2 separate regions of the Homo sapiens genome follow, and region 2 is linked to region 1. Evidence: chromatin loops called from intact Hi-C (ENCODE). Cell type or tissue: mammary epithelial cell. All regions are shown on one strand.

Region 1 (5,000 bases):
AAAATGATGTTCATTATCCTAACATCCTCCAACAGCTCAGAAATGGCAAAAACACAGAATTTTTAAAACATTCTCTATATACTCAAAATGCTATCGTATTCTGAAAAATACAAGACCAAAAAAGCCACTTTGAAAACACAACAGTAGACCGGGCACAGTGACTCACACTTTGGCCTGTGATCCCAACACTTTGGGAGGCCAAGACAGGGGAATCACCTGCAGTCAGGAGTTTGAGACCAGCCTGGCCCACATGGTGAAACCCCGTCTCTACTAAAAATACAAAAATTAGCAGAGCGTGGTGGTGGCGCCTGTAATCCCAGCTACTCGGGAGACTGAGGCAGGAGAATTGTTTGAACCCGGGAGGAGGACGTTGCAGTGAGCTGAGATGGCGCCACTGCACTCCAGCCTGGGTGACAGAGCGAGACTCTGTCTCAAAAAAAAAAAAAAAAAACACATCAGTAGTTTTAAATTTCCTTATTTCGGGTTTTCTCTCTCTTTTTTTTTTTTTTTTTTTTTAGATGGAGTTTCACTCTTGTTGCCCAGGCTGGAGTTCAAGTGATTCTCCTGCCTTAGCCTCCCGAGTAGCTGGTATTAGAGGCATGCGCCACCACACCCAGCTAATTTTGTATTTTTAGTAGACACAGGGTTTCTCCATGTTGGTCAGGCTGGTCTCGAACTCCCGATCTCAGGAGATCCGCCTGCCTCAGCCACCCAAAGTGCTGGGATGACAGGCGTGACCCAACGTGCCCGGCCTATTTCAGGTTTTCTATATTCCATCTGTCCAAATGAAAGTCAAAAGATGAGTTTTCTTACTGCCAATTATTAATGACTAAACACCATTAAAAACAGCACCTTGAGAGCCATCTTTCCCAGCGTGGCTGTGCTAACAATGACGTCACATCATCAGTTCATTCTCCAGTGGAACCAGGAACACAAAAAACTGGAACAATTCAGCTACAGCTCATTGTCTTTTTTCCCACTAAAGATAAACGTTCTCAGAATATCTGTATCAATGTAACTAAGGTATTCCTAGTTCTCAGAATATCTGTATCAGCCTAATTAAGTCAATAAATACGACTAAGAGAACACATTACAAACGTAACAATGTTAGGCTACTACTGCCTTAAGGGACCTAGTTGTATCTTCTTACAACCAGGGATAGCAAGACAGAACTGCATTCCGAGAGTGTCCTTTCAAAGCTGCAAAGGGAGGAGTTATCTAGTGACTCCGCAATGAGTCTCAACCTCCAGGCTCTGTTTTACAAAAGGCACTTTCAGGTGGGGCGCCATGGCTCACGCCTGTAATCCCAGCACTTTGGGAGGCCGAGGCAAGCGGATCACCTGAGGTCAGGAGTCCGAGATCAGCCTGGCCAACATGGTGAAACCCTGTCTATTAAAAATACAAAAATTAGCTGGGAGTGGGCACGCGCCTGTAATCCCAGGTACTCAGGAGGCTAAGGCAGGAGAATCACTTGAACCTGGGAGGCGGAGGTTGCAGTGAGCCAAGATCGTGCCACTGCATTCCAGCCTGGACGACAGAGCAGAACTCCATCTTGAAAAAAAAAAAAAAAAAATTAGCCGGCGTGGTGGCACGTGCCTGTAATTCCAGCTACTCAGGAGGCTGAGGCAGGAGAATCGCTTGAACCCGGGAGGTGGACACTGCAATGAGCCAAGATCACACCACTGCACTTCAGCCTGGGAAACAGAGCAAGACCCTGTCTCAAAAAAAAAAAAAAAAAAAAAAGGCGCTTTCAAGTATAATTTGAACAGATGCTTTGGTAGCATAAAGGTTTTAAGCAGGAATCATCTGTAAAAAAAATTATTAAAACTTACCACCAGTAGGACCAAGAGTCATAACCAACTTTTATTATATTATCAGCTGCCAGGTTGCTACGCAACAGGCGGCTCTCCCCTCCTGCGTCCTGTGCGTTGTAAGATTTTTCAGTGGCATCCCTGGCCTCTGTCCACTAGATGCCAGTAGCACCCGTCCTCCCAGTCTATGCCAACCAAATGTGCCTCCAGACACTGTCATACGTCCCAGGGAGGGGAAGGAGGCAGACTCACCCCGGTGTCGTACTCCAATGCCCTTCACAGGACAAAGAACACAAGCATTCCATCTCAAATGACAAACTGCAGCAAAAACCAAATACTGTCTAGAAATCTACGGAATTCTCAGCAGAGCACCTTCTCTGTTCCTAACAAATCAGCAGAGGCGTTTGAAGCCCAATGTGCACTCTAAACTGACGTGCACGAGGAAAGCAGGGCCGCAGGGGCTGTGGCTCTGGCACGAGGTACTTTCTGGTCTCCCTGCCACCACTTCCTAGGTACAGCTGTAACACCTTGTTCCGTGCTCAAAGCCCGCTTCACATTGTAGAGATGGTAATGTGTGCCTTAAACATGCCCTCCTGTACTGCATTTTAGCAGCAAATTCAAAAATTCCTCATGAAAAAGTGTGGAGGTTGATTTACTATGACTGTCATTATTTAAGATATTATAAATTGCTCCAAAAACCAAACATAAAAGAAAACAAGAGCCCCACAAAAATGTTAAACAGATAAGAATACTACTACCCAAATGCCAACTGCTTTCACTAAAAGCTTCCTTAATTTAGAAATCCTCTTTTCTTCATTTTCCAAAAAAATCTTTCTCTTCAACAAAGCAGGAATAGTTACATTTTCACAATGGAAAAATCTGCTGTTACTGTAACAGCCTCATCTCCTGGAATATTTCCACCAATCATGCACAGAGCTGTGCTGTACTTCTGCAACCGCAGGTCTAAATGGGACCTGCCAGTAAATGGGGGAGCCACGCCTGACTACAATCACTTCACTATTAATAAATGATCAGCACTTGAAAACATGTATAGGCCAGGCAGGGTGGCTCGCACCTGTAATCCCAGCACTTTGGCAGACTGAGGTGGGGGGACTGCTTGAGGACAGGAATTTGCGACCAGCCTGGGCAACATAGCGAGACCCCACGTCCAAAAAAAAATAAATTAGCCCTGAATGGCCATGCAGGCCTGTACTCTCAGCTACACGGGAGACTGAGGTGGGAAGATCGCTTGAGTCCAGGAGTTCAAGGCTGCAGTGAGCTATGATGGTGCCACTGTACTCCAGCCTGGGTGACAGAGTGAGACTCTAAATAATAAAATAAAAGGAACACAGAGTTTTACCACTGGAAGAAGTACTAAACACTAAGGTGAGGCAGAAGTAAGTTGGTTACTGGGTTTTTAACTTAAAGTAACAATTATGCTAAAATAGCTGCAATGTGTTCTGTGTCTACAAATCAGTGATAACAATGTATCTCAATTTGCCAAATGAATATCTTCGGTTTTGAGACAAAGTCTTGCTATGTCACCCAGGCTGGAGTACAGTGGCGCCATCTCAGCTCACCACAACCTTCACCCTGTGGGTTCAAGTGATTATCCTGCCTCAGCCTCCTGAGTTGCTGGGATTACAGGCATCCGCCACCATGCCCAGTTAATTTTTGTATTTTTAGTAGAGTCGGAGTTTCGCCATGTTGGCCAGGCTGATCTCGAACTCCTGACCTCAGATGATCCACCTGTCTCGGCTTCCCAAAGTGCTGGGATTACAGGCAAGAGCCACCGGGCCCAGCCAAAATTTCTTTAAAAGCTATCTCTACCAAAAATACAAAAATTAGCCAGCATGGTGGTGCATGCCTGTAATCCCAGCTCCTCGGGAGGCTGAGGCAGGAGAATCGCTTGAACCCAGGAGGCGGAGCTTAAATACAGAGTAGTTATTAAAGGCAACTGATTTGTACACTGAACACTTTTCAAAGTGCAAAGCGCCATTTGCCCTCTGCTATGAACATCCCTTTATTTATGCCAACACATGCCAACTCCTGTGTCCCAGGCTCAGCTCCACTCACAAGCTTGTCAGGAGTTTCAGGTCGCAAAACGAAGGCATTTCAGCCACCTTGCAGCCCTTCAATACGGAAACACACCAGACTTTCCTAGTAGCTCCGTTCCGACCCGCTCTGCTCAGCTCTTCAAACAACACAATCTCGTTTTCTTTTCCACTGGGAGCTGTCCTCCTTCAGACATCGTCTGCTGTCTACTCGGCAAAGAGCTGACCAGGCCTCAACTCCATTTCTTTCTTTTTTTTTTTTTTTTGAGACGGAGTCTCGCTCTGTCGCCCAGGTTGGAGTGCAGTGGCGCGATCTCGGCTCACTGCAAGCTCCAATCTCCTGGGTTCATGCCATTCTCCTGCCTCAGCCTCCCAAGTAGCTGGGACTAGAGGTGCCCGCCACCATGCCCAGCTAATTTTTTGTATTTTTAGTAGAGATGAGGTTTCACCGTGTTAACCAGGATGGTCTCAATCTCCTGACCTCATGATCCACCTGCCTCGGCCTCCCAAAGTGCTGGGATCACAGGCGTGAGCCACCGCACCCAGCCTCAACTCCCATTTCTTGGTGGTTCCTTCAGCCACTTCACCTTAGTGATGAGGTTTCCGCTCCTCCTAACCCTAATCTCAACTCTGCTCTCCTTACAAGGTCCCCACTTTACATGCACTCCTTCTACCTCCACTCCTTCCTTATTCTCCAGCCCTATGTCCAGCCTCCTTCCTTATCCTGGAGACAACAGCCCTCTCAAAGGCTGCCCAAGACTTCCTGATTGCCAAGCCATGTCCCTTGGCCATCTCCTTCCCAGGACCCCCTCCTTCTTACTTCTTCTTTCTGGTACTGGGATTCTCCGGGAAGCTCAGTTCTGCCCATCTGCATTCTGAGTAGGACAGAATCACTGTGAGTTCCCTCAATTCATTTATTGGAGTCTCCACCTGGAAAGCTCCAGAAGCCACTGACTGTCGGCTCATCTCTCTCCAGTCTTCACCTTGGAAGATACTGTCTCTGATTTAATAAACAAGTCTTCAAATCTGACATTACCAAACACAATCTGCCACATAAGAAAGAAAGTGAGGGATTCATGCCACATAAAGTGAGGGATTCATGCCACATAAGAAAGTGTGGGATTCAGGCCACATA
Region 2 (5,000 bases), 140 kb after region 1:
TGCTGGCATCCCTACCTCGCTGTCCGCCCAGCCCCCTTCCCGTGCTCTCGCCCACTGGCCCTGGAGTCCTGCCCATGGTGAGGTGGGTACGCTGGCTCCTGCCTCTCCTTGGGCCCCTCCCTCCACCCCTGAACCCACACCCCCCGGGACTGCCTCTTAGCGTCCCAGGGAGAAGGCTTCTGGCCCCCAGCTGCCCAGGGGAAGGCGGAGGGAGGATGGGGAGGAGAGCCTGGGACAGAGACAGCCCTTCCCCATCACTAGAGGCCAGGGGAAGGCGGAGGGAGGACAGAGACAGCCACTCCCCATCACTAGAGGCCAGGGGAAGGCGGAGGGAGGACAGAGAGGAGAGCCTGGGACAGAGACAGCCACTCCCCATCACTACAGGCCAGGGGAAGGCGGAGGGAGGACGGGGAGGAGAGCCTGGGACAGAGACAGCCCCTCCCCATCACTGGAGGCCAGGGGAAGACGGAGGGAGGACAGAGAGGAGAGCCTGGGACAGAGACAGCCACTCCCCATCACTAGAGGCCAGGGGAAGGCGGAGGGAGGACAGAGAGGAGAGCCTGGGACAGAGACAGCCCCTCCCCATCACTGGAGGCCGGGGAAGGCGGAGGCAGGATGGGGGAGGAGAGCCTGGGACAGAGACAGCCCCTCCCCATCACTGGAGGCCAGGGGAAGACGGAGGGAGGATGGGGAGGAGAGCCTGGGACAGAGACAGCCCCTCCCCGTCAGGCCCCAGGCCCAGCCCCGGCCTGACTCCCAGCCCCCGGGAGGAATTTTGGCTCAGGGTGGCCAGATTTGGCTGAAGGGCAGGGGGGCAGCGGCTCCAGTTTCCCGCCAACTCCTAGTTCTGGGGTGAGACACAGCTCTGTGTTTTTAATCGCGCTGTGGGGTGCCGGAGGCCACCTGGACGGACGGAGCCCGGCCCAACGCCCTGTGAGGACCCGTCAGTCCCAGGCACCTGCATGTGTCCACTCCCGGGATTTCCAGCACTGGGCCCCAGGCACAGCCTGGGTGGTCCTTCGAGCCGAGGTCCCTTAGCTGTGAAACAGGAGAGCACTCGGTTGGAGAGCAGCCCAGTGGTGGGCTCTGCCAAAGGGGCTCCCGTCGGGGCCATGAAATACCCAACAGCCCAGGCCGCTCGGCCTGTGGGTTGCTGTGGGCTTCAGGGAAGCGGGGGTGGGGGGGGGGGCTTGCCAGGAGGTCCCGTTGGGCTGGCTGGAGGTGACAGGAAGATCCCAGGCCTAGCTGGCAGTGGGGTCTGCAGGGGCCCCATGCGGGGAGGGCAGAGGGGGCTGGGGCTTGGACCGGAGTCTCCAGGCTGCTGACCGTTGGGGCTGTGTCCTGCTGTGACCTCACTCACCCCCCAGGCCCTCCCAGCCTGGGTCTCCTTGGCTGCAGGTGGGCAAAAGTGACAGACCAGAACTACCCAGCCTTGGGCCAGTGCCAGCCTGTGCACCTGTCCCGGTGGCTTGGGGCACGCGACGCCTCTGGGCCCTGGGTCAGTCCCAGGAGAACTGGCCTCCCCTGACCCCTGCATGGGGCTGGGCACTTGGCCTGGGAAAAGCCGGAGTCTGGAACAGCCTGGCCGTTGGCCTTGGCAGCCTCGCTTCCAGCTGGGACTGTCATCTGTCTGGAATTCAGATGGAAAAACCTGCCCTTGTGAGTGATGAGGGAAGGTGCCAGACAGCATGGGTTGCACCAAGTGCTTTCCTAGGGGCAGAAAGGGGCCCGTGCACCACGCCACCTCCCGGGGCTGACCCTCCAGGTGGCCAGGAGCGCACCTGTGATGCTGTGCAGGTTCAGGGCAGGAAGAGCGCAAGTCTTTGCCAAGCAGCTCCAGCCATCCTCCCCGGCCAGGGCCGCCTCACCCCACAAGCGCAGTCACTGCTGCCACCTGCAGCGGCGGGCCGCCTTGAGGTCCATTCCACGGGGATGGCCTCCCACAGCGGAGCGTGCCCGGGCAGGTAAACAGCGGAGCCTGCTGGTTGGAGGTGCAACCCACTTCCTGAAGCACACTGTTCCTGGAATGCCTGGGAGTTCAGCAGCTCTAAATGGCAGGTGCTTCTTTGTTGAGGAATAACTCATGTGAAGTGTGGCTTGGGGCCTTGAGACCCCTGCATCCACGCGCCGGTGCACCCCACCCTCCCCGCCGTGGACCCCAGAAGACCATGTCCTCCACGCTCTATTGGGAAGGCGGGAAGGTGGGACCTGGGGGTGTCTGAAAAAGCCCCTTTGAACTTGAGGCCAGTTTGGGGAACGTGGCGTCCACTCCCACTGCCCTGCAGCAGCTCTGGTCGGGGAGCAACGATCAGAAACCAAACCCCAGCCACGCCAGAGCCGCCTGGAGACAGGCCAGACGTGGGGCAGTCTGTGAGGGCGCCTGGCAAACCAATCACCCGCCGCCAGGCACCTGCCACCAGACATCCACCCCCCAGCCGGGGACACAGTTCATTCATGCGATCCTTTGCCCCCCAGGCATGGGCCACCTGCTGCCTTGTTCTCGGGACCAAGGCCCGCCCAGGACACCTTCTCCCTCACCATTTTTGCTCTGGGCTGAAGCAGCTGGGGGTGTGGGTGGAGGGTAGCAGGGGTGGGCATGGTGGGGGGATATGATAGTGCTGGAACCGAGCCCCTATCCTGATGCAGGGGGGGCCCCATCCAGGCTGCTCCACTGCCCAGGGCCTTCCAGGGGAGCTGCACACCCCACACAGCAAAGGCCTCTCCAGCACAGGCCCTACCATTTACCCCATAGGCCAAACCCAAATTTACAAAATCTCTGATCCAGCACAGTCAGTGTCTCACAAAGGGATTTTCAGTCGCCTTTTATGAAAAGAAATTCCTTTCCCAAGTGCACCTAATATCCAGTAAATTCCAGGTGCTTGCAGGGGGGAAACAGGAGGGCTCGTCCCTTGCCGGTGAGTGTCCGCGGCACGGCTGAAGCTGCTTTGGGGAACAGGGAGACAGCGAGACAGCTTCCACCTGCCCAGTGATTCCGCCCCTGGGTTCTACCCAGGGCAAACGAAAGCAGAGGCTGAGGCAGCAGCATTCACAGCAACTTCTTTAGCGACTGCCCACCCAGCGCTGGACCCAGACAGCCACCCCTTAGCAGCGGCAGCGATCCCTCGGCCAGGCCCCGGCAGCAGAAGGGAGGCAGCTGTGCTGCAAACTACTGGAGTCCGGACATGCAGGACCGCAGGCTGCAGGCTCCCATTTGTAAGGAATGCTGGAACCAGCAACACCTGCCAACGGCCTGCAGCAGGGATGCGCCTCGTGGGGGGGGGTTCAGGGTGCCTTGCAGCGGGGGTGGGGGGCCTTGTGGGGAAGTGAGTGGCATTGTGGGGAGGGTCCGGGGGCATTGCGGGGGGTGGGGGGCATTGCGGGGATTGTGGGGAGGGTCTGGGGGGCATTGTGGGGGGTGGAGGGACATGGCAGGGAGGGTCCAGGGGAGCCTGGCAGTGGTCGGGGCCGTGGGCACAGCAGAGCTGTGGTGCTGGGGGCAGCCAGCCATGGACAACGTCAACTAGGACCTGTTAGAGCCGGGGTCTTACTCTTGCTTTCAGGGCAGAAAGGACTTTTGCTGAAATCCCCAGCGGGGCACTCGACCCCTCTAGTGGGTTGTGCCATGCACTCCATTGTCGCCGCCCCCGACCGGCCCCTGGCACCGTGTCCCTCCTACCTGAGCAGGCTCTGACTCCAGCCCTGGACACAGCTGGGGTGGCCACGGTGACTGCTGAGAAGAGGGGCTGTCCACACAGCCTGGTGGCTTGGAGCCCCGGGACCCCCACACCTGGGTCAGGGTGGGGCCGGATGAGGTCTGAGTAAGGGAGTTGGGTGCCAGGGAAGGGCAGGGCCTGGGGTGGGAGGGGAGGAGGGGAGAGGAGGAGAAGGGCCTCCAGGGGTGGCCCAGGGGACGGGGGGCAACGCGTAGATGAACACGCAGGCCTGGGCCCAGCTCTGACCTCCCCAGCTGCAGGCCTCTCGCATGCCATGTCCTCCTCCTCCTCCAAGGCAGGCGCCCGACAGCCCCGTGTGCAGGAGACGCACAGCACTCACCGACCCCAGGCGTGACTACGTTTGAGGCAACCATGAAGGCTTCAGACATTCAAACTTCTTAATAGACCAGGCGTGGTGGCTCACGCCTGGAATCCCAGCACTTTGGGAGGCTGAGGTGGGCGGATCACTTGAGCCCAGGAGTTTGAGACCAGCCTGGGCAACATAGGGAGACCCCCGTCTCTACAAAAAATACAAAAATTAGCCAGGTGTGGTGGCGCGTGCCTGTAATCCCAGCTGCTCAGGAGGCTGAGGTGGGAGGATCACCTGAACCTGGGAGGCGGAGGCTGCAGTGAGCCGAGATCACACCACTGCACTCCAGCCTGGGCAACAGAGCAAGACCCCATCTTAAAAAAATTTAGTAACAATCCTGATTTTAAAGCTGTGTATACCTTTTGGGAGAAATCTGGAAAAGACTCAAAAGTATAAAAAGTAAAAAAACAAAAAACAAAAAAAAACTACCTAAAATTTCCCACCAAGGGCTAACACTGTTGCTTTTTTTTTTTTTTTTTTTTTGAGATGGAGTCTCACCCTGTTGCCCAGGCTGGAGTGCAGTGGTCTGATCTCAGCTCACTGCAATCTCTGCCTCCCGGGTTCAAGTGATTCTCCTGCCTCAGACTCCTGAGTAGCTGGGGTTACAGGTGTCTGCCACCGCACCTGGCTAATTTTTGTATTTTTAGTAGAGATGGGGTTTCACCATGTTGGCTAGGCTGGTCTCGAACTCCTGACCTCGTGATCCACCCGCCTTGGCCTCCCAACGTGCTGAGATTACAGGCGTGAGCTACCGTGCCCGGCCCACTGTTGCTATTTTAAAGTGTCCCTGTGAAGTCTTGATGCATACATGCACACACATGCACCCACACACGCCTACACAGCCATGTGTGCACATGACACAGGGTCGCAGTCTCACACACCACACTCCTACACAGCCACATGTGCACATGACACAG

What was found. A loop is a pair of places that touch in the nucleus more often than their neighbours do. Peaks named below come from ENCODE experiments on the same cell type or tissue, not always from the same donor. Only the 100,000 strongest peaks of a DNase experiment are listed, where the experiment ranks them.
Region 2: it touches region 1 in a loop (10-fold over the local background); 1 of 110 quality-filtered maps calls a loop at or near these places.

What each region holds. Positions count from the first base shown.
Region 1 is chr17:82,525,962-82,530,961 of GRCh38, reverse strand. All of the region lies in intron 1 of FOXK2 (forkhead box K2), which reads right to left. Among named protein-coding and RNA genes, the nearest start is that of FOXK2, 8.7 kb to the right of the region's middle. In mammary epithelial cell, a CTCF peak has its summit at 1,977 (motif pointing right); DNase peaks (open chromatin) are centred at 1,211 and 1,951; H3K4me3 peaks cover 285 bases; H3K27ac peaks cover 2,976 bases.
Region 2 is chr17:82,381,732-82,386,731 of GRCh38, reverse strand. It overlaps LOC124904092 (a long non-coding RNA gene), which reads right to left and starts at 1,908. Exons shown (of 3, transcript XR_007065959.1): 1 at 1,782-1,908; 2 at 959-1,038. RefSeq lists an enhancer at 722-1,407. In mammary epithelial cell, a CTCF peak has its summit at 1,979; DNase peaks (open chromatin) are centred at 1,691 and 1,941; H3K4me3 peaks cover 198 bases; H3K27me3 peaks cover 313 bases.